Linked DNA regions of Homo sapiens: region 1 is linked to region 2. Evidence: read pairs that join two places in POLR2A ChIA-PET (ENCODE). Cell type or tissue: B cell. All regions are shown on one strand. Links, peaks and the distances in the headings refer to the core of each region. The heading gives the core; the rest is flanking DNA.

Region 1 (11,194 bases), core at 1,508-9,507, 360 kb before region 2:
AGTGCACAGCCAATAAGGGGATGGAAGATTTCAAGGAGCCCTGCTCTGGGGCAGGCACCCCTGCAGGTGACAGAATCAAAGCTAGGCCCACACCTGTTGCTGGCAGTGACTGCCACGGCCTTGGCAATGAGCATCCCTTGCTCTCCGCCCTTCACTTCCTTCTTCTCTGACTTGTCTCCTTCCACTCTGTTTGCCTCCTCTGCCATGTCACTACATCATGTGGCATAGTGAAGTCTATATTCCAAGTCAGAGTCCCAGTTAGAGATGGAGGGTGGTGTGGCAGAACCATGAGCCAACCCCCGTCCCTGTAATCATCTCTCACTACCAAACCACCCCCTCGCCAGCTACTGGCTCACAGGCTTGACTGTGTCTTTTTGCACTGCACCCACTGTGCAGATACCCCATGAGGTCACGGGAAGGGCGTGGCTATGGAGAAGATGGAACCGGCTGCAGCTGCCCAGCCAGCTATTTCACACTGTAGGGAGAGCCCCTGAGACAATTAATACCATTTCTAGAAACCAGCATTTCTGGGTTTCTTTACACCCCAATGCTTCCTCTTCCTCATGGTGTTTCAGCACAGTGTTTCACAGGTGGATTAGAGGGGGCGCAGACGATTCTTCTCCAATGCTGGGTTTCATTTCTGTCATTTCACAGATAACAGCTTCACCCCTGACCCCATGGGTGCCAGGGACACCCTGCCCTGTGGTCTGCATTGTGGACATCCTGCAGCAGGACCCACTGCCACACAGCGCTGGGTGAGCCGCAGCATCCACAACTGTAAAGCCAACACAGAGCGGAGACAAGGAGGCCAAGTCGCGGCCCACAATCCCCTAAAACTGGTGGTTAGAGCACAGGCATTATTGTAAGAATTACTATGATCCAAGAAAGGGTCTCCCCAAACCATGAAAATGACTATGGAACTGCTTCTGTCACTTAAAGTAATGACACAAACAAAAAGAATGAAAGAGTCTTAAAAAAGTCTGACACCCTCCAGTGTGGGATGAATGAATTCCCAAACTTTACAAAAGGCCTGAAGGGGCTCGAGCCCCCCGGGTGATCTGGCCCTGCCTCTCCTGAGCCTCCTTCCTGATGCATTGCCCCAGTCCCTCCTCATTTATCTCTGAAGACCCCCAGGTTGAGCCACTGCCCTTCCATGACACATAACTCACCCTTCCCTGAGGCCCTGTGATGCTCCCCAAAACCCACAAGAGGAAGAGGCCACCTTTCCTGGGTGCCCCTACCCTACTAGGCTTCTCTGCACCCTTGCACCTATAATACCACACTTGCATATATGTGTACATGTATATGGGGAAAATTTTTACTTTTAATTTTAAACATACACACACACACACACACACACACACACACACGATGACCAAACCCAAAGGTGTGGCACCTTCTCACCCAGAAGTGGAAGCAGACCTAGGTTCCAGCCACCTGGACAAAAGGGCTTGTGTGCCAAGGATAAAAAAGGTCACTGCTGAGAACAGGCTTCTGCCTTTGACTCAGCAAACTGACAGTTCTGGTTTCTCCCTGAGAACTTACTGGGGCAGCAGCTGTGCAGTGGATTCTGGTCTCCCCTCCTTCTCCTCAGTTAGACTGAACCTCAACTTGACCTCAGGGAAGCAGGCTGTCTTCCCAAGAGAGGCTGAGGCTTTTCTTGCTACTTTGACAAGGACAGACTAGCTTTATTCATTCGTTCACTCAACAAACATTGATTATATGCCTATTTTGTGCCAGGCACAGTGGGGCACTCTGGACCTACAAAGAAAACCAAGCTATTGTCCCTGCCCTGAAGGATGCTTAAGTCTTATGACAGCCCAGATCCATGATGTTCGCAGGGTGTGTCCATAGAGAACTCTGGCAATCTTCACACTGTGAATGCCATTGTGGGACACAATGCCCCTGTAGCATGCAGTAAAGTAGAATCTAACACTTGAGCAACTTCTCCAGACCCTCAAGGAATTACTATTAACCAGTTGCACACCAAGGAGGAGAGGGTAAGAGGGCCTCCCAAACACGGACACAGGTGTCCCCCTCAGCACTCTGCACGCCAGCCCTCCAGGGTGTCCTGGTAGACTTTCTTACTTTCATGTTGTTTTTCCTTTTGGCTACTCAGCAGCGACCCCCTTCCTCCTAATAGCTCCCTGAACTCTACCCTCCCTTAGGCCACTCAACCAGGGTAGGGAGGAGTGGGCGGGAAACCAGGTGAGGCAATCAGAGTGCTGATTTTCCCAGGTGCAGGGACCACTGGTTTAGGGGCAAGCCCCTGGCCGAGGTCTACTCAGTGTCACTCCCACTCCTGGGCCAGTCCAGACCTGAACTATCCATCTTGTCTCATGAGTGAGCGGCATTTCCGAAGGACAAAGCTCTGCCTGAGCACTATGCAATCCTGACTTGGTGTCATATTCTGTGCTCCATGAATGCTCCAATCACACTGGTGGCAAATGTGGTAAAAGTCAGTCAAAATCAAGCACTTCGGGTGCCTTTGGGCGTGTGGTGGCTACCATCCTGACGGGTGTTAGCGGGCCACAAAGAGTGTGCTGAGAGCCACCTTCCACAGTCAGCCATGCTTTGAGAACTTCGCCTCCGCTGTACTTCTCTCCCTGCCATGATCCGCCGATGCTGCCTACCCGCTTAAGGTCTGGAGATGCAATGTGGAAATCAGAGCCACATCCCCCCTGGCCATGCCTCACTCTCTGCATACATGCTGCATACTTAGGGGTCCCAACACCTTTTGTTTCTCCTGGAAAAAAAATGTGCAGCATCCCATTCATTGGGCCAGAGTCTCACCCAGGATACCAGCAGAATGGGAAAGCAAGCCCCAAAAAACACACAGAACAGCACAGCCATGAAGGGGCAGGAAGGCATTTCTATGAAGTTCGGTGGTCAGCTCCCTCAAGTAAAATACTCCACTCTCAAAGAGGAAAAAAAATCTGAATGTTTTTATGGAGAAAGAACTGGCTAGCAAAACAATCTGGAAGATAATCACTAGGCTCAGGCATCACAGGCAGCAATGATTCATCTTGGGTACCAGGAAACGTGTTGTGTTCAGTTGCTGCCTATCCGTAGCCACTCCCAGGGTAGAGAAGGTGAGAAAGGGCTATTTGATGATTTTTTTTTTCTGAGGCAGAGGCAAGCCCCTGTCACCAAGACTGGAGTGCAGCGGTACAATCATAGCTCACTGCAACTTTGAACTCCTGGGCTGAAGCTATCCTCCTGCCTCAGCCTCCTGAGCAGCTGGGACTACAGATGTGTGTGCACCACCATGCCCAGCTAATTTTTTAATTTTTAGTAAAGATGAAGTTTCACTATTTTGCCCAGGCTCAAGCCTTGTTTAAACGTTAAGTTAGGCAGGGTGTGATGGCTCATGCTTGCAATCCAAGCACTTTCGGAGGTTAAGGCAGGAGGATCATTTGAGGCCAGGAGTTCCAGACCAGCCTGGGCAACATAACAAGACCTCATTTAAACAAAAAAAAAAAAAAAAAAAAATTTTTGTTTAATTAGCTGGGCACAGTGGCATATGCCTGTAGTCCTTGCTAATTGGGAGGCTGAGGTGGGAGAACTGCTTGAGCCCTAGAGTTTGAGGCTGCAGCGAGCTATGGCTGTCTACTACACTATAGCCTGGGCAACAGAGCGAGACCCCGTCTCTAAAATAAAATAAAACAAAAATAAGAGTTTCTCCCTAATATAGTCAACATCTACATAATCAGAAAAAGCTAGCCAATCCTATTTCTAGGCCTGCCTAAGTAGCAAGCTCAAACAGCTTTAATAAACCAAACTCCTGTTTATTGTCTCAAATGTTTAATTTGCAGACAAATCTACGTTCTGAGGTAAAAATAGCAACTGTTTGTATTCATTACAGTAGTCAATTAAGTTAGGTTCACAGTCTACGTCACAGGCTGCTAGTTCCCATGACAAACACTGGTACAATCCTAATAGTTTACAAAACAGCCAACCTATGATATGAAACACTGATCAAATCCTGGGATGACCAGTTCCCAAAGAATGACACAGCAGTTACTGCCCTGGAATTTAGTCATAGCTCATGTAATCCTGTTTTTGTTTGTTTGTTTGAGACAGGCTGGTCTCACTATACCGACCAGGCTGGTATCAAACTCCTGGGCTCATGCAATCCTCCTGCCTCGGTCTCCCAAGTAGCTAGAGAATACAGCCTCACCAGGTGCATGCCACTAAGCTAACCCAGCTAGATCTAATCCTATTTTAAATGAGTTACATCCACTACTGCTTAAAACTCTCTTTGCTCCAGAGGGGCTGAGGCAGGGTGGCCAGTGCCCTGAGTGTCTGGGCTGGGACATACCCAGGGACAAGGCCCAACAGTCAAATCCCCAATGAGAAAGGCCAATGTTGTCCCACAGGAGAAACTGAATGAGATTAACTTTAAAACCTGAATGCTCCTTACCATGCAAGTTGGTACAAAGTTGTTTCCAGTGACACTGCTGGAAATAAAAACCCACCCACTCACCATTTGTGAAGTGGCCCCTCACCACTTCACAACCCATCCACTGGCTTTCTTCTCTCTTTGACAAAAGATATTAATATCTAGCTTGGTAAAGACATTAGACTAATTAAAGAATAATTAAATAATCAACTCAAAACACAAAGATCTTCCTCCCTCCAATGGAGTTATTTAACACACCATACAGTTCAAAGGCACCTACAATAATAGTCACAAAACACGTGTTTTGGGCAATCGATGGTTGAACACTATTTGTAAGACTGTTTGCACTATCAAGTAAGACAAGCTCCTGTTCTCATGGTCTCTGCAGTGTTTCCAGAAGAAAGGGGTGAGAATGAAAAACGTAAAAGTAGCTGGGTACAGTGGCTCATGCCCTGTAATCCCAGCAATTTGGGAGGCTGAGGCAGGAGGATTGCTTGATGCCCGGAGTTCAAGACCAGCCTGAGCAACACAACAAGACCCAGTCTCTAGAAAAAATTAAAATTAAAAATTAGCCAAGTGTGGTGGCACACGCATGCAGTCATTGCTACTTGGGAGGCTGAGGCAGGAGGATGCTTGAGCCCAGGAGGTCAAGGCTACAGTGAGCTATGATCACACCACTGCACTCCAGCCTGGGCAACACAGCAAGACTCTGTCTCTAAAAATAAATAAATAAAAAATGTAAAAGCTTTTAGCAATGGCAACCTCCCTGTAACGTGTTCAGAGCACCTTCTACAACTTATATAGTTGTATCCATTTGACATTTGAAGCCCTTTTTTTCTTTTTAATCATTTTCTGCTTTAACTGGTAATTTCAAGTCCATGTATCCTTTTTGAAACAAGTCAGGAATGGCTAACAGGAAAGAAAGCTGCCAGAAAGAGAAAGACAGTCCAGACCTGAACCAGAAGATAAGTGTGCATAAAGTATGCTGGAGTCAAGTGGTCTCCATCAGTCAATGGGAAAATGACAAGGGCTGGACTTACAAAAATGCTGTAGTTGTACTGGGGGACTGTCTGCAAAGGGCCTCAGAAGGAGTGATGGAGAGAGGCTGGAAAAGCCAAGGAAAGGCACGGGACGCTCTAGCTGGACCAGGAAGAATGTGGTCTGTGTGACACACAGGCAGCTTCCCTCTCCACTGACATATCCTTGGTACTCCAGGGTCTCTGACACTATGTTTCTTCTTCTCTAGAAAGCTACTGCTGAATCACTGCAGAGGGGAGAGAAAGTGAAAGAATAAAAAGGCAGTATTTCCAAGGCAACAGACCAAAGAACAACTTCCCTAAATAGACACTTGTATGTGTGTGTGTGTCTTAGTCCAATGCCAACTAAATCAAGAACATACCACACTTCACCCATGTAGCCCCTGGGCACTATCACCACTCCATTCCACTGTCAGGGAGGATTCGACGGGGGAGGAACAAAGGAAATCACCTTCACTAGATGAACAAGAAAGGAGGAGGGTGAGATTCAGGCATGACTTCACCAAGTCACTGGCAAGTTGGGGACAAACCACAAATGAGACTGCTAGCGCTTCCCTTCTACCTGAGGTGGGCACAGTCTACCAGCAAGGTGTCGTCCCTAAGGCCAATCCATTTACTCACTCCCCTCTTCCAAACCATAGGAATGACAATATTTGGAAGATTCTGGGGTATCTTTTTTTTTTCTTTTTTTGTAGAGACAGGGTCTCACTCTGTCACCCAGGTTGGAGTGCACTGGTGCGATCATAGCTCACTGCAGCCTCGACCTCCTGGATTCAAGTGATCCTCCCGCCTCAGCCTCCCAAGAAGCTGGGAATATAGGTGTGCACTACTATACCTGGCTAATTTTTTAATTTTTAGTAGAGACAAGGTCTTGCTTTGTTGCTCAGGCCGGTCTGAACTCCTGGGCTCAAGAGATCCTCCTGCCTTGGCCTCCCAAAGTGCTGGGATCACTGGCCTGAGTCACCTTACTCAGCCTATCCTGACATTTCTTGGCACCTAGCCCTATTTTAAAACATTGGGTTCTGTCAAACATACCACTGTATTGCCATTTGAGTATCACCCAATTATGTAATGTGATCATTTAACATTTGTATACACAGAGCACGAAGAATGAATAAGAAATGTGAAAATACTCAACATTTCAGCTCATACAATCCTTAGTCCTTCCATTCTTTAAAAAAACAGTGTCAGTAAAAGGCTCAGTTGGGTCAGTGACCAGCTGACTAAGAGTTTACAGAGTGCAAGCCCTCCACTTCCTCCTCCCACCCCCCGCCCACATCCTTCTCCTCTCAACTTCGCTGGATGTCCCTGCCTCTCAGCACCTCCCTCTTCTGTGATATTTCCCCTGGAAGGTACCCTGAGCAGGAGTCAACAATAGGGTGTACTCCAGCCCTTTGAGCACATGTGAAAAATAAGAGTACTGTGGGGAAAACAGTTACCAAGACTGTCAAGTGGAGCAGGGGTCGAAACATTCATGTTTGCACCGGTCCAGTGCACTGCAGTTCACAGCCCTCTCCTATGTATATTATCAATCCCCACCACCCTCCTGTGAGCCTAGCACCTTCCCCATTTTACAGATGAGAAAGCTGACTTGGGTTCACATCCAGCACTACAATCCAACTTGCCCCTACCCCCAAAAAACAAACACAGACATGCCAAAGCCACTACTACATAAGCTTTGTGATACAAACCAGACTAGCGCCTGCATTAAATAATGGGGATCATAGCTGACTCTAAGCCAGCCTTGGGAACTGTCCTGACAGTGTTAAGGCACAGAGGATTCCAGCGGGGAGTCAAAAGCAGCAATGCTTTCACTGGGGCCAGCCCCAAACAAGGAGACTCTCTCTCTCTCTCTTATGTAGAAATATGCTGATCCACCTGTTAGGTAAAGGACCCATCTGGCATCCAGAGTTAAATTTTTTTTTGAGAGGGAGTTTTGCCCTGTCACCCAGGCTGGAGTGCAGTGATGTGATCTCGGCTCACTGCAACCTCCACCTCCTGGGTTCAAGCGATTCTCCTGCCTCAGCCTCCCAAGTAGCTGGGATTACAGGTGTGCACCACCACACCCAGCTAATTTTTGTATTTTTAGTAGAGACGGGTTTTCACTACGTTGGCCAGGATGGTCTTGAACCCCCGACCTCAGGTGATCAACACACTGCCTGCCACTGTCTCTCCTGTCTGTCAGTGTGGCTGTGCAGAGGACTCCTCATCAGGAGGATTTGGCTCAGATGGCTTACTACCACGAACAATACGCCAGAGCAGGACCAGGCTCAGGACTTTGTGCCTGCTCCTCACGCCCCCAGCTCCACTCCCACTGGCCCTCACCACTGAAAGTCTCCTCTGGTTTTAGGTCATTGGTTCTTGATCTATGGCGAGTCACAGACCACCAGGTTCTGACAAAAGTCACAGGTCGCACGCCCAGGAAAAGACCCCAAGTGTATACACATCCAGCGTAGGCCCCACCTTCCTACAGGTTAGGACCCCCTGCACTCAGCCCTAGGGTTTGACACATCTTTACCAAAATCCACTCTAAGAAACAGTCACACCATAACAACACCCCAAATACACTACATGTGAATAACTAGATGTTTTACCAAAAAATGCTTATCCTTCCCATAGGAAACGTACTTGGATATTTGCTATTTCAAAAAGCTTTTTAATGCCAGTTACAACCTCAAATTGATTTCATGAACCACTGCATTTTGAAACATGCTGTGTGGACCCTTCTCTAGCATGTTTCCTCCTCAGGTGCCCTTCCTTCCGCAATAATTAGTGCTAATGTGGTTAGAGCTCAGTGCAAGACTACTCCTAAACGTTATTTTTATGTATTAAGATGAATCTTTAAAGCTGAAAACCCAGAAATATCTCAACTCTTTAGTTTCAGGAAAAATTCGGAAAAGTGGGTCATTGTGATCTCACAAATTACACCGTGGAGGTGGCTATTTATTTCACCCAAACATCAAGTTGGAGTTGTACTTGCAAAAAAGGGGACATAACACAGGTAAAAATCACCACTGAAAGTAGTCACTTGGGCTGTCTCCAGGCCAATTCCCTAAATATTTCTCAAGCACCTACTAACTGCACTGCTCTTTTTTCCTAGCTGAGCAAGGAGTAGCAGCGTAGGCAACCCCTACACAAATGAACACACTTCAGGAATGGCTTCAGAAGGTGAGTCATAACAGCTCTTTGGGACTCTTCAGCACCAGCCAGGTAGACTCCATCCCTGCTAGGCCAGAGAGGGACCTGGAGCTGGAGTGTTACTGAGGTTGCTTCCTTTAGCACCGAGCTGTACAGGGAGAGTACAGGCCATGCTTGGAGGAGCTGGAGAAGCTTGAGGCAAGGGGGCTGAGAAACTTATATGGGTGGACAAGCTGGCGAATGGGGGGCAGGGGAAGGACTCCGGAGAGCAAAGCGGCCCCCAGGGCCGTAAACACTGGCTAGTTCACACTGTGGGCTGGCCACCCACCATCCTCTCTTCCTTCTTGCTATTCTAGGACCTAACCTCCTCCCCGGTCCTCAGGAAAAGTCAGCCCTGTCTCCAGCTGGGGAGTAGGGGAGTCTTGATTAAACTAAAAGAGCTGTTCTCCAATGTGACCTTGCATCAGAATCACCTGGAAGTCTTCTTAAAGCACAGCTTTCTGGGCCCCATCCCAGAGTTTCTGATTCAGTGGGTGGGGTAGGATCCACTAATCTCCAGTTCTAACAAGTTCTCAGGTAATGCTGATGCTACTGGTCTGAGGACCACACCTGGAGGACCACCAGCCTAAGCCAACCAGCACACAGCACTCTCACAGCCTCATGTTGCTGGTCCAGGGAAGGCCACGTGACCCTTTGCTCCACAGGCCAGAGGGAAGGACTGGTAGACACTGTGGCTGGGGAATCAGCTGCTTTGTCTCCTTCCCTGCTCCTGCTGGACAGGAACAAGGAAGCACGCAGTCCCACTGCCCCCAACGACCATCTCAGAATCATGAGGAGACTAACCCCCTAGGATGAAACCGGCAGTGATGGCTGGACAGAGGAGCAGAATCGAGGTCCTTGATGAAACTGCTGACATGCTGATGGAGACTCCAGTTCTCTGAGATAATAAATGTCACTGTTGGCAACCAAAAGCATCCCAACTGACACACCCCATAATCCAGGGAGAAGCTTGAACTGGGCATCCTTGTTTCCTAGTAGAGCCCTGTTTCCCAGAAACAACCATCTGCCTAAATACTTCCTTCACATTTCCAGAGTTTATACACTTAGGTCATCCTTCTTGAAAATTCAAATTAATTGGTTTGAGAATACACCCTTTAGAGATGCAAGCAACATGAGAGAGGGAAAGAAGGGCGTTCAATATGCTAGGGTGAATTAATAATAGACAGCTTCCATAACAGCAGCTGACACCACCTGCGTGAGGGCTATGGGAGGGGCAGGAAAGGGGCAGGGGGTTTTCAGGAGACATCAGAATACCACCTAGTGAGGTGCAAAAAGAGGGGCGCTGCAGCAACCGGAGGTCAGGAAAACTACCAGGTGTCTCAGGGAAAGCGCTCTAGGAGGATCCCAGGACCGGAGCTGGCAGCGGGTAAACACTTTCCTCTTTCAGAGGTCCCCACCCTTCTTCCTGGACATCAGAGGACATCCCTGTCTTCCTGACCCTATTCCAGAAAATAGACCTCACCAGAGCATGATCCCCCCACTGCCCCCACCATATACATCTGCTTACTGTGCCTAAGTCCCTCGCCAGGTGAGCCTCACTGAACAAGTTTCATATTAAAAGGCCAGCAGTCTCACCCATGCTCCAGGTTAGGGCTGTGGGCAAACACCAGAGGCCAGCTGGGCTGGCTGGCTGGCAGGCCTGGGCCTGACAGCCTGATAGGGCATGACAAAGGTATGTGCAAAGACCAGAAAGAGACATGCACACTGCACCCAGGACCCTGGCTTTCCAATCCCAGACAGGCTATGGTGAAAGGGACAGCTAAGGCCGGGTGCAGTGGCTCATGCCTGTAATCCCAGCACTTTGGGGGGCAGAGGTGGGTGGATCACCTGAGGTGAGGAGTTCAAGAACAGCCTGGCCAACATGGTGAAACCCCGTCTCTACTAAAAATACAAAATTAGCCAGGCATGGTGGTATATGCCTGTAATCTCAGCTACTAGGGAGGGTGAGGCAGGAGTACTGCTTGAACCCAGGGGGCGGAGGTTGCAGTGAGCCGAGGTTGCAGGCTAGAGCCACTGCACTCTAGCCTAGGCGACAGAGTGAGACTCCATCTCAAAAAAAACAGAAAGAGACAACTAAGAGATTAAATCCACAGAGGAAAGGCTGATCTAATTCCAAGCTCTGCCAACCACCCACACTCTGTATACGAATCCATTGTAATGCTTCCGTTCTGCACACTTACTAGGCACCAGGATTAAATGTTAATTCATTTAATCCCCCAACAAGCCTCTGGGGCTGCTACTACCAGCAGCCCAGTTTTGTGGATGAAATAACTGAGGCACAGAAAGATTAAGCCACTTGCCCAAAGTCACACAGCTAGCTGGATGCTCACAGAAAGTGCAGCACCAGAGTCCACAATAGTTCTAGGGATAAAATAAATGGTTTCGAAAGATGTGTATGCTCAGCAAAAAGGACTGTGTAAAAGAAATTCCTGATTTATAAACCAAAATACTGAAAACAGAAATTGTTGATACTGGCAAATCCAGGTAATCAATTTTTATCCCTCATTGAAAAGCTTTCATTTTTCAATCCTGTGAAGGAAGTTAGGTGATATAACTG
Region 2 (11,194 bases), core at 1,334-9,333:
AAATCTACTTTTAGTGGACTGTAACAAGTTAAGGATGTAACAAGGAAAGCCAATTAAATGAAAAATAAAGATTTCATCAAATGAAACACTAAAAAATATTCATTTAGCACAAAAGAAGGCCAAAAGGAGAAACACAGATGAAAGAAAAAGATTGGACAAATAGAAAGCAAATAGTAACATGGTAGACCTACATTTAAATATATCAATTATTACATTAAATGTATAGAATCAAACACTAGTTGCTATAGTTTGGATATTTGACCTCTAAACCTAGTGTTGAAATTTGATCCCCAATGTTGGAGGTGAAGCCTAATGGGAAGTGTTTGGATCACGGCGACAGATCCCTCATGAATGGCTTGGTGACATTCTCGTGGGAATGAGGGAGTTCTCAATCTTAGTTCTCATGAGGACTGGTTGTTGAAAAGAGCCTGGTCCCTCTTCCGCTCTGTCTTTTGCCTTCTCTCTTGACATGTGATCTGCACACACCAACTCTCCTTTGCCTTCTATCATGAGTGGAAGCTTCCTGAGGCCCTCACCAGATGCAGATGCTGGTACCATGCTTCTTGTATAGCCTGAAGAACCATCAGCCAAATAAACATCTTTTCTTTATAAATTACCCAGCCTCAGTCATACCTTTACAGCAACACAAATGGATAAAGACACTAACTGATTTAATTAATTGGTTGAATTAATTAATTAAGACATATGCAACTGCATTAAAAACACCAACTCCAACTATATGCTGTCCATGAGAAGCCCTCTTTAATATATAGACTATAGATATTTATCATTAAAGATTATAAACACATACACCATGTAAAACTTAATAAGAAAGCTACAGTGGCTATATTAATATCAAAGTAAACATCAAAACAATGACTAATGTCTGAAATAAATATGACATATCAGAATTATTAAAATTTGTCAAGTCCTTAGAAAAACATAACAATCCTAAATGTGTATGCATTTGGAACTTCAAAATACATAAACAAAACTTACAGAACTAAGGGAGAAATGAACAAATCCAGTAGACAAAAAAAGCACTAAATATATATAATTTTTCTCCCAAGACTTTCAACCATCTTTATCTAATTAACATTTATAAATACTACCTAACAACTGTGGAATGCACACTCTTTTCAAGTGTGCATGCAATGTTTGCCAAGATAGACTCTGGCCATAAATAAATCTTAGTAAATTTCAAAAGATCAAAATCTTACAGACTATATTCTCTGACCTCAATGTAATTAAATTAGTAATCCAACAAAAACAAGTACTTTTAAAAGTCCTAAAATAACTGGAAATTAAACAACACATTTTTTAAAGTGTATTCAAGAAAAAAAATCACAAGGGAAAAACTTTAAAGCAATAATATTAAACACTACTGATTGAGATTTGTGGCATTCAGCTAAAACAATGCTTAGAGGAATACTTACAATTTTAAATGATTATATTAGAAAAGAAGAAAGGTTTAAAAATAATTATTTAAATTTATATCTTTAAAAGCAGGAAAAAGGAATGCAAATCAAGCTCAAAGTAAGCAGAAAGAAATAAATAATGATGATTAAGTCAGATACCAGTGAAATAGAAGACAAAGAATTTTAAAAACCAGCAAACTAAAAATGTGTTTCTTTGAAAAGAGTTATTATATACTGCTAACAAGACTTAGCAAGAAAAAAATCAGAGGAAACACAAATTATCAATATCAGGAATGAAAAAGGTAACATCACTACAGATCCTACAGGCATTAAAAAAGAATGAAAGAGGTGACATCACTACAGATCCTACATGCATTAAAAGGCTGTTAAGGGCATATTATGATCAATGCTTTGCCAACATATTAGAAAATACTGTTGAGGAAAATACTGTTGGTGTGTGCATATTAGAGAATGTTGAGGAAATTCCTTGAAAAACACAATTTTCCAAATTGGCATTATGAAACAGAATATCTGATTAGCCCTCTGTTTATTAAATAAATTGAATTTTTTATTAATCTTTTCCCACAAACAAAACTAGGCCCAGATAAATTTCACTTGTCAGTTGTATCAAACATTTAAAGAAGAAATACCAATCGTGTACAAATGCCATCAAAGCATAGAGGAGGAGGAACACTTCCAAATCATTTTGAGTCCAGCATAATCTTGATGCTGAAACCTGACAATGACGTTACAAGAAAAGAAAGTTACGGAGCAATATCTCTTACGAACTTAGATGAAAAAATTCTTAACAAAATGTAAGAAATTGGTATTTTCGCTAACTTCCTTGACTGAATTAGGTTTATTTGAAATAAGGGCCGGCCGCCCCATCTGGGAAGTGAGGAGCGCCTCTGCCTGGCCGCCACCCCGTCTGGGAAGTGAGTAGCGTCTCTGCCCGGCCGCCTGGTCTGGGAAGTAAGAAGCACCTCTGCCTGGCCACTGTGCAATCTTCCAAGTGTGAAGTGACAGCCTTTCTGCAGGTGTACCCAACAGCTCCGAAAAGACAGCGACCATTGAGAACAGGCCATGATGACGATGGCGGTTTTGTCGAAAAGAAAAGGGGGAAATGTGGGGAAAAGAAAGAGAGATCAGATTGTTACTGTGTCTGTGTAGAAAGAAGTAGACATAAGAGACTCCATTTTGTTCTGTATTAAGAAAAATTCTTCTGCCTTGGGATGCTGTTAATCTATAACCTTACCCCCAACCCCGTGCTCTCTGAAACATGTGCTGTGTCAACTCAGGGTTAAATGGATTAAGGGCAGTGCAAGATGTGCTTTGTTAAACAGATGCTTGAAGGCAGCATGCTCATTAAGAGTGATCACCACTCCATAATCTTAAGTACCAAGGGACACAAACACTGCGGAAGGCCGCAGGGACCTCTGCCTAGGAAAACCAGAGACCTTTGTTCACGTGTTTATCTGCTGACCTTCTCTCCACTATCATCCTATGACCCTGCCACATCCCCCTCTCTGAGAAACACCCAAGAATGATCAATAAATACAAAAAATAAAAAATAAAAAAATAAAAAATAAAAAAATATAAACATGCAAAAAAAAAAAAGAAAGATGGGATAAAACTGCTTCTAGTATTTTTCCTTATATGGGAATTCCACAGGCCCTGACTCTGGGAGACCCTACTCAAAAGATATTTAGATGGCACAGGGCTGTAGTCCATGTGAAAGGATGTATATGTAAAAAGCACAGGCTGAGCCCTGAAGAACAAGGCCTTGCCATTTGAATGGGCCTCCAAATCAATCTACAACAACCACATCCCCTAGATCTTCCTTAGTACCAGAATAGAACAAAGCTGGCAAGGAATTGGTAAATAATCTGGTTAAAAAATGGTATTAATGGTTGCTCAATAAATATTTGTTTAATTAATTAATTGACTAATTCAGAATTACTGAGTAAAGTCCTAGTAGTGGAAATTTCCCTGATTGAAGGAGTACTCCTCAGGGGCAATGTTACTAACATGTTGGACAGGGCAGTTCCTGCTGAATGGGCTGTCTCATACATTGTAAGACACTCAGTACTCTGGATTCCCAGGCCTTATATTTCAATGGCATCCCAACAATACATCATGCAAAAGTATATATACGTTGTATATACCCTCACACATTTTCATGCTTTCTGTGGTGGGCAGCACTACTGGGAGTTAAGAACCAACATTCTGGCCAATGCATTTAGGAAAAAGCAGACCATAACACAAAGCAGGCCGCAGTAGGAAAACAGTACATTTTCCCTGAAACTTCACACAGCTATTGTTTTAATCAGTGGCCTCCAAAAAGGACTTGCACATCCCAGGAGATGAACAAGACATTGGCTGGGCTATCAGTAAATACAAATAACTTCTATTTATTTTTTATTTTGTCTTTTAAAAAAGAAAGAACAGAGATGAAGGCAGAGCAAGATGGCAAAACAGGACTTTCCAGTGATTGTCCCCTACAGAAACATCAATTTGAACAACTGTCTACACACAAAAATACCTTCACAAGAGCTAAGAAAACCAGGTGACAGATCACGGTACCTGGTTACAGCATAATATGAGGGTATAAAGGATAGTTTTACCTTACCTGCATCACCCCTCCCTGAACCCCAGGCAGCACAATGCAGAAAAATACCACTATCTGGGCAAAAGACAGGGAAGAAAGAATAGGACTTTACCTTGGACCCTAATACAGGGCCTGACACAGGAAAATCCAGCAGCAGGCAGATCCACATGGCCCTTGACTGCAGGCCGGTACTCGTGGACTAAGCTTCTAGATCTATCCTGGTGCCAAACAGGAACCCATAGCTGCTGTGAGATGAATGCAAGCTCTAGCCCTTATCACCACTGGCTGACTACAGTGACCATGGGCTAAAAATAACCCACAGTGACAGGCAGGCCTCAGCCGCCATGGGCTTTAGTTGTGCCTCTGTGTGGCACTAGCCTCAGTGGCCATGGACTTTGGGTGTGCCCCAACACTGTATCAGCCACAGCAGCCATAAGAATCCAGCCCAGTGCTGTGCCAGCCTTGGTGGCCATAAGATTCTAACCCAGCACTGTGCCAGTCATCATGGTGGTCCTGGGCTTAGGACACCCCCTAGTGCTGCAATGTCTGTAGTGGTCACATGCTTAGGGACCACACCAGAAGACTTGCCCAGAATCTGTGGACAGGGTTACTAATGAAGGATATTCCCAGACAAAGCCAGATGGCAAAGACTGGAATAAGCACCTGCTTCTTTAATGCAGACATTGATGTACAACCACAAGGATCAAGAACGATCCAGGAAACATGACATCACCAAATGAACATAGTAACGTGCTAGTGACTGACCCTACAAATATGGAAATGTATGAACGGCCTGACAACATTTTCAAAGTAGCTGTTTTAAGGAAGCTCAGTGAACTTCAAGAAAATACAGAGAAACAATTCAACAAAATAAGGAAAACCATAAGTTACCAGAATAAAAAATGTCAGAGAGATTGGCATGATAATAACAAAACAGTAACCAGGGAGCTGAAAAATAACTGAACACAAAGAAAAATGCAATAGGGAGTATCAACAGCTGAATTGAACAAGCAGAAGAAAGAATCTGGAATTTGAAGAGAAGTTATTTTGAAAATATACAGAGCAGAAAAAATAAAAAAGAAAAAGGGAATGAAGAAAGCTATGGGACTTATGGGAAAGCATCAAAAGAGCAAATGTTCAAAAGGGAGTAGAGAATGATAAAGGGGTAGAAAGAGTAAAGAAATAATAGCAGGAAACTTTCCAAACCTGGAGAAAGATATAAGTATCTGGTTACAGAAAGGTCAAAAGTCTCTAATCCTCCAACCCAATCTAAATAAGACTACCCCAAAAGATTTTATAATCAAACTGTCAAATATCAAAGACAAAGAGAGAAAACTGAAAGCAGGAAGAGAAAAGAAGCTAGTAACATATAAGGAAGTTCCAATATGTCCAGCTTCTCAGCAGAAATTTCACAGGACAGAAGAGAATAGAATCATATATTCAAAGAGCTCAAGGAGGAAAACAAAAAGCCCTGCCAATCAAGAATTCTGTACTCACCAAAGCTGTCCTTCCCAAATGAAGGAGAGATAAAGACTTTCACAGATAAACAAAAGCCGAGGGAGTTCATCACTACCAGACCTGCCTTATAAGAAATGCTAAAGGGAATTCTTCAAGCTGAAAGAAAAGGACACTAATGAGTAACACAAAAACATCTAAAAGTATAAAACTCACTAAGTACACAAATTCAGAATACTCTAATACTGCAATGGTGGTTTTTAAATTACTTATATCATTAGTATAAAGGTTAAAGGACAAAACTATTAATAATAATAACTAGAATAATTTGCTAAGGGATGTGCAATGGAAAAAGATATAAATCATATCAAAAATTCAAAATTGGGGGATAGAGTTAAAGTTTAGAAGGTTTTTGTGATCAAAATTAACTTGTTATCAGCTTAAAATAACTTCTTATAACTATAAGATGGTTTTTGTAAGCCTTGCGGTAATCACAAAGCAAAAACCTATAATAGATACACTAAAAATAAAAAGCAAGTAATTAAAACATACTACTAGAGAAAAATCACTTAATCACAAAGAAAGAGTAAGAAACAAAAAAAGGATCCACTAAACAACTAGAAAACAATTAACAAAATGGCAGCAGTAAGTTCTTACTTATCAATAATTACCTTGAACTTATGTTCAAGGACTAAATTTTCAATCAAAATACACAGAGTGGCTGTATAAAAAACAAGATCCACCTATATGCTGCCTACAAGAGATTAACTTCACCTGTAAGGACACACAGACTGAAAATGACAGGATAGAACCAGATATTCCTTACAAATAGAAACCAAAGGAGAACAGGGGTAGCTATGTTTATGTCAGATAAAATATATTTTAAGTCAAACACTGTAAAAAGAGACAAAGAAGGTTATTATATAATCAAAAAGGGGTCAATTCATCAAGAGGGTATAAAAATTTCAAACATATGCATCCAATCTAATTAATAATTAAGAAAATATTAATAGATCTGAAGGAAGAGATAGACTAAAATGCAATAATAGTACAATAATAGCAGAGGACTTCAGTATTGCCCTTTCACATGGACAGATCATCCAGAGAGAAAATCAACCAGAAAATGTTAGATTTAAACTGAACTCTAGACCAAATAAACATACACAGAACATTCTACCCAACAGATGCAGAATACACACTCTTCTCAACTGCACACATAATATTATCTAGGATAGCTGATATGTTAGGTCACAAAACAAGTCTTACCAAATTTGAGAAGACTGAAATCGTATCAAGTATCTTTTCAGACCACAATGGTATAAAACTGGAAATCAGCACTAGGAGGAACTTTGGAAAATTAACGAATACATTGAAATTAAACAACATGCACCTGAATAACCAATGGGTCTATAAATAAATTAAAAGGTAAATTAAAATATTTCATGGGCAAATGACATGAATAGACATTCCCAAAAGAAGATATACAAATGGCCAACAAACATATGAAAAAATGCTCAACATCATTAATCACTGGAGAAATGCAAATTAAAATCAGGATGATACACCACCTTACCCCAGCCAGAATGGCCATTAATAGAAAGTCAAAAAACAATAGATGTTGCCATGGATGTGGTTAAAAAAAGAAAAAAAGAATGCTTATATATGGGAATGCAAATTAGTACAACCTCTATGGAAAACAGTATGGAGATTTCTTAAAGAACTACATGTAGATCTACTATTTTATCCAGCAATCCCACTACTGATCTACTGAGTATCTACCAAAAGGAAAAGAAGTCATTGTCTTAAAAGGACACCTGCACATGTATGTTTCTCACAGCATAATTCACAACTGCAAAGATATAGAGCCAATCTAAGTGCCCATCAACCAATGAGTGGATAATGTGGTAGAAGAAAATGTGGAATATTACTCAGGCATAAAAAAAGAATGAAATAATGTATTTTGCAGCAACTTGGATGGAGCTGCAGGCCATTATTTTAAGTGAAGCAACTCAGGAATGGAAAACTAAATACCAAAATGTTTTACTTATAAGTGAGATCTAAGCTATGGGTATACAAAGGTATACAAAGAGGGTGGTACAATGGAATTTGGAGACTCAGAAGTGGGGAGGATGCGGTGAGGAATAAAAAACTAAATATTGGGTCCAATGTGCACTGCTTGGGTTACAGGTGCACTGAAATCTCAGACTTCACCACTATACAATTCATCCATATAACCAAAAGCCACTTGAACCCCAAAATCTACTGAAGTAAAAAAATTTATTAATTAAATTAAATTAAAATATTCCTTGAGACAAATGAAAATGGAAATACAACATAACAAAACCTATGGGTACAGCAAAAGCAGTCTAAGAGGAAAGTTTATAGCAATAAACACCTACTTCAAAAAATATATATCTCAAATATATCTCAAATAAACAACCCAATGTTTTACCTTACCTTAGCGATCAGAGCAGAAATAGAGAATACAAATACATAAAAATATCAATAAAACAAAGAGATAGTCTCTTGAAAAGATAAACAAAATAGACAAACCTAGAGCTAAACTAAGAAAAAAAGAGAGAAGACTCAAATAAAATCAGAGGTAAAAAAGGAAAAATTACAACTGATGCCACAGAAATACAAAGGATCATAAGAGACTACTGTGAACAATTACACATGAACAAATTAGATAACCTAAAAGAAATGAATAAATTCCTGGACACATACATTCTACCAAGATTGAATTATGAAGAAATCTAAAATCTGAACAAACCAATGAGTAAGGAGATGGAATCAGTAATAAAAAATCTCCTGGCTGGGCATGGTGGCTCACACCTGTAATCCCAGCACTTTGGGAGGCCGAGGCAGGTGGATCAGCTGAGGTCAGGAATTCGAGACCAGCCTGACCAACATGGTGAAATCCCGTCTCTACTAAAAATACAAAAATTTGCTGGGCATGGTGGCACATGCCTGTAATCCCAGCTACTTGGGAGGCTGAAGCAAGAGAATCACTTGAACCCAGGAGGCAGAGGTTGCAGTGAGCCAAAATCGTGCCACTGCACTCCAGCCTGGGCAACAAAGCAAGACTCCATCTTTAAAAAAAAAAAAAATCTCCCAGCAAAGAAAAGCCCACGACTGAATGGCTTCATTGCTGAATTCTACCAAACATTTAAAGAAGAACTAATACCAATTCTTCTCAAACTCTTCCCAAAAACTTGAAGAGGAGAGAATATTTCCAAATCCATTCTCTGAGGCAACATTACCCTGACGCCAAAACCATGCAAGGTCACAACAAAAGAGGAAAACTTACAGGCCAATACCCCTGATGAACATAGATGCAAAATGCTCAGCAGAATATTAGCAAACCAAATTCAATAACACATTAAAAAGATCATTCACCATTATCAAGTGGGATTCATCCTAGAAATGCAAGGATGGTTCAACATATGCAAATCAGTAAATGGGATACATCATATTAACAGAATGAAGGACAAAAAACTACATAATCACTTCAATAGATGCAGAATAAGCATTTGACAAAACTCAATATCTCTTCATAATAAAAACTCTCAACAAATTATGTATAGAAGAAATGTGCCTCAACACAGTAAAGGCCATATATGACAAACCCACAGCTAACATACTGAATGGCAGGAAAGTTGAAAGATTTTCCTTTAACATCTGGAAGAAGAAAACGATGCCCACTTTCACCACTTTTATTCACAACAGTACTAGAAGTTCTAGCCAAGGCAATCAGGCAACAGAAAGAAATTAACAGCATCTAAATTGGAAAGAAAGAAGCTAAATTGTCCCTATTTGCAGATGACACAATCTTATACAGAGAAAATCCTAAAGACTCCACTAAAAACCTGTTAGAATTAATTAACAAATTCAGTAAAGTTGCAGACTACAAAATTAACAACAAAAATCAGCAGTGATATACATGCTAACAGCAAACTATCCAAAAAAGTGTAAAAGGAAACCATTCCATTTACAATAGCTACCAAAAACAAATAAATAAAGTACTTAGGAATAAATTTAACTAAGGAGGTGGAATATATCTACAAGGAAAACTATAAACATGGATGAAATTGAAAAGACACAAATTTAAAGATATTCCATGTTCATAGATTGGAAAGATGAATACTGTTAAAAATATCCACACTACCCAAAGTGCTCTACAGATTTAGTGTAACCCCTAACAAAATACCAATGACATTCTTCACAGACATAGAAAAAACAATCCTTAAATTTGTATAGAACCACAAAGAAAGCCAGAATACCCAAAGCAACCTTGAGCAAAAAGAACAAACCTGGAGGCATCACATTACCTGGCTTCAAAATATACTACAAAACTATAGTAATCAAAACAGCATGATACTGGCATAAAAACAGACACATAGATCAATGGAATAGAATAGAGAGCCAAAAAATAAATCCACATATGTATGTACAGCCAATTGATTTTTGACAAGGGTGCCAAGAACACACAATGGGGAAAGGACAGTCTCTTCAATAAAAGGTATTGAGAAAACTGTATAGCCACAGGCAGAATAACAAAATTAGGCCCTTATTGCCACCATATACAAAAATCAACTCAAAATGAATTACAGACTTAATTGTAGGATCTGAAAATATGAAACTACTGGAAGAAAAAGGGAAAAGATCTATGACATCGATCTGGGTGATGATTTTTTGGATATGACCTCAAAAGCACAGGCAACAAAAGCAAAAATAAACAAATGAGATTACATCAAAGTAAAAAGTTTCTCTACAGAAAAGGAAAAAAATCAACAGAGTAAAGAGACAACCTACAGAAATAGGGGAAAATATTTGCAAACTACACATCTGAAAAGGGGTTAATATCCAAAATATTAAAGGAACTTAAATATTAAAACTAAACCTGGTTTTTAAATGGACAAAAGTCCTGAATAGACATTTCTCAAAATAAATCATACAAATGGCCAACAGGTATATGAAAAAAATGCTCAATATTACTAATGGTCAAGGAAATGCAAATCAAAACCACAATGAGATACCATTTCACTCCTGTCACAATGGCTAATATCAAAAAGATAAGTGTTGGCAAGGATATGGAGAAAAGGATACCCACACACACTGTTGGTGGGAATGTAAATTAATATAGCTATTATGGAAAGCAGTATGGAGGTTCCTCAAAACGCTAAAAATAGAACTACCATATGATCCAGCAATCCCACTACTGGATATGTATATCCAAAGGAAATAAAATCAGTAAGTGAAAGAGATATCTGCACTCTCTTGTTTGGTGCAGCACTATTCACAATAGCCAAGATAACGAAATCAACTTAAGTGTCCATCAATAGATGACTGGATAAAGAAAACATAGTATATATACACAATTAAATACTATTCAGCCATAAAAAGGAAAGAAATCCTGTCATTTGCTACGTGAACGAACCTCAAGGGCATTATGTTAAATAAAATAACCAAGGCACAGGAAGACAAACACCACATAACCTCACTCATGTGGAATTTTAAAAAGTTTATCTCATAGAAGTAGCGAGTAGAGTGATGCTTATCAGAGGCTGGGGTGGTTGTGGCGGTGGGAATCGGGAAGATGTTAGTCAAAGGATATACCACTACAATTAGGACATCTAGTCAAGAGATCTATTGTACAGTATGGTGATCATAGTTAATGATGATGGATTGCATTCTTGAAAAACACAGAAAG

Evidence for each region. ChIA-PET counts read pairs that join two places held together with the same protein. Peaks named below come from ENCODE experiments on the same cell type or tissue, not always from the same donor. Only the 100,000 strongest peaks of a DNase experiment are listed, where the experiment ranks them.
Region 1: POLR2A ChIA-PET joins it to region 2 with 9 read pairs; 3 of 35 experiments call an interaction of 5 or more read pairs at or near these places.

The regions. Positions count from the first base shown.
Region 1 is chr2:98,450,277-98,461,470 of GRCh38, reverse strand. All of the region lies in intron 1 of INPP4A (inositol polyphosphate-4-phosphatase type I A), which reads right to left. Among named protein-coding and RNA genes, the nearest start is that of INPP4A, 11 kb to the right of the region's middle. RefSeq lists enhancers at 691-750, 5,678-5,727. In B cell, for the core only: no CTCF peak of the experiment used is centred there; DNase peaks (open chromatin) are centred at 5,810, 6,720 and 8,180; H3K4me3 peaks cover 697 bases; H3K27ac peaks cover 988 bases; H3K27me3 peaks cover 317 bases.
Region 2 is chr2:98,093,669-98,104,862 of GRCh38, reverse strand. The region is part of intron 2 of VWA3B (von Willebrand factor A domain containing 3B); the gene reads right to left. Among named protein-coding and RNA genes, the nearest start is that of VWA3B, 12 kb to the right of the region's middle. In B cell, for the core only: no CTCF peak of the experiment used is centred there; no DNase peak of the experiment used is centred there.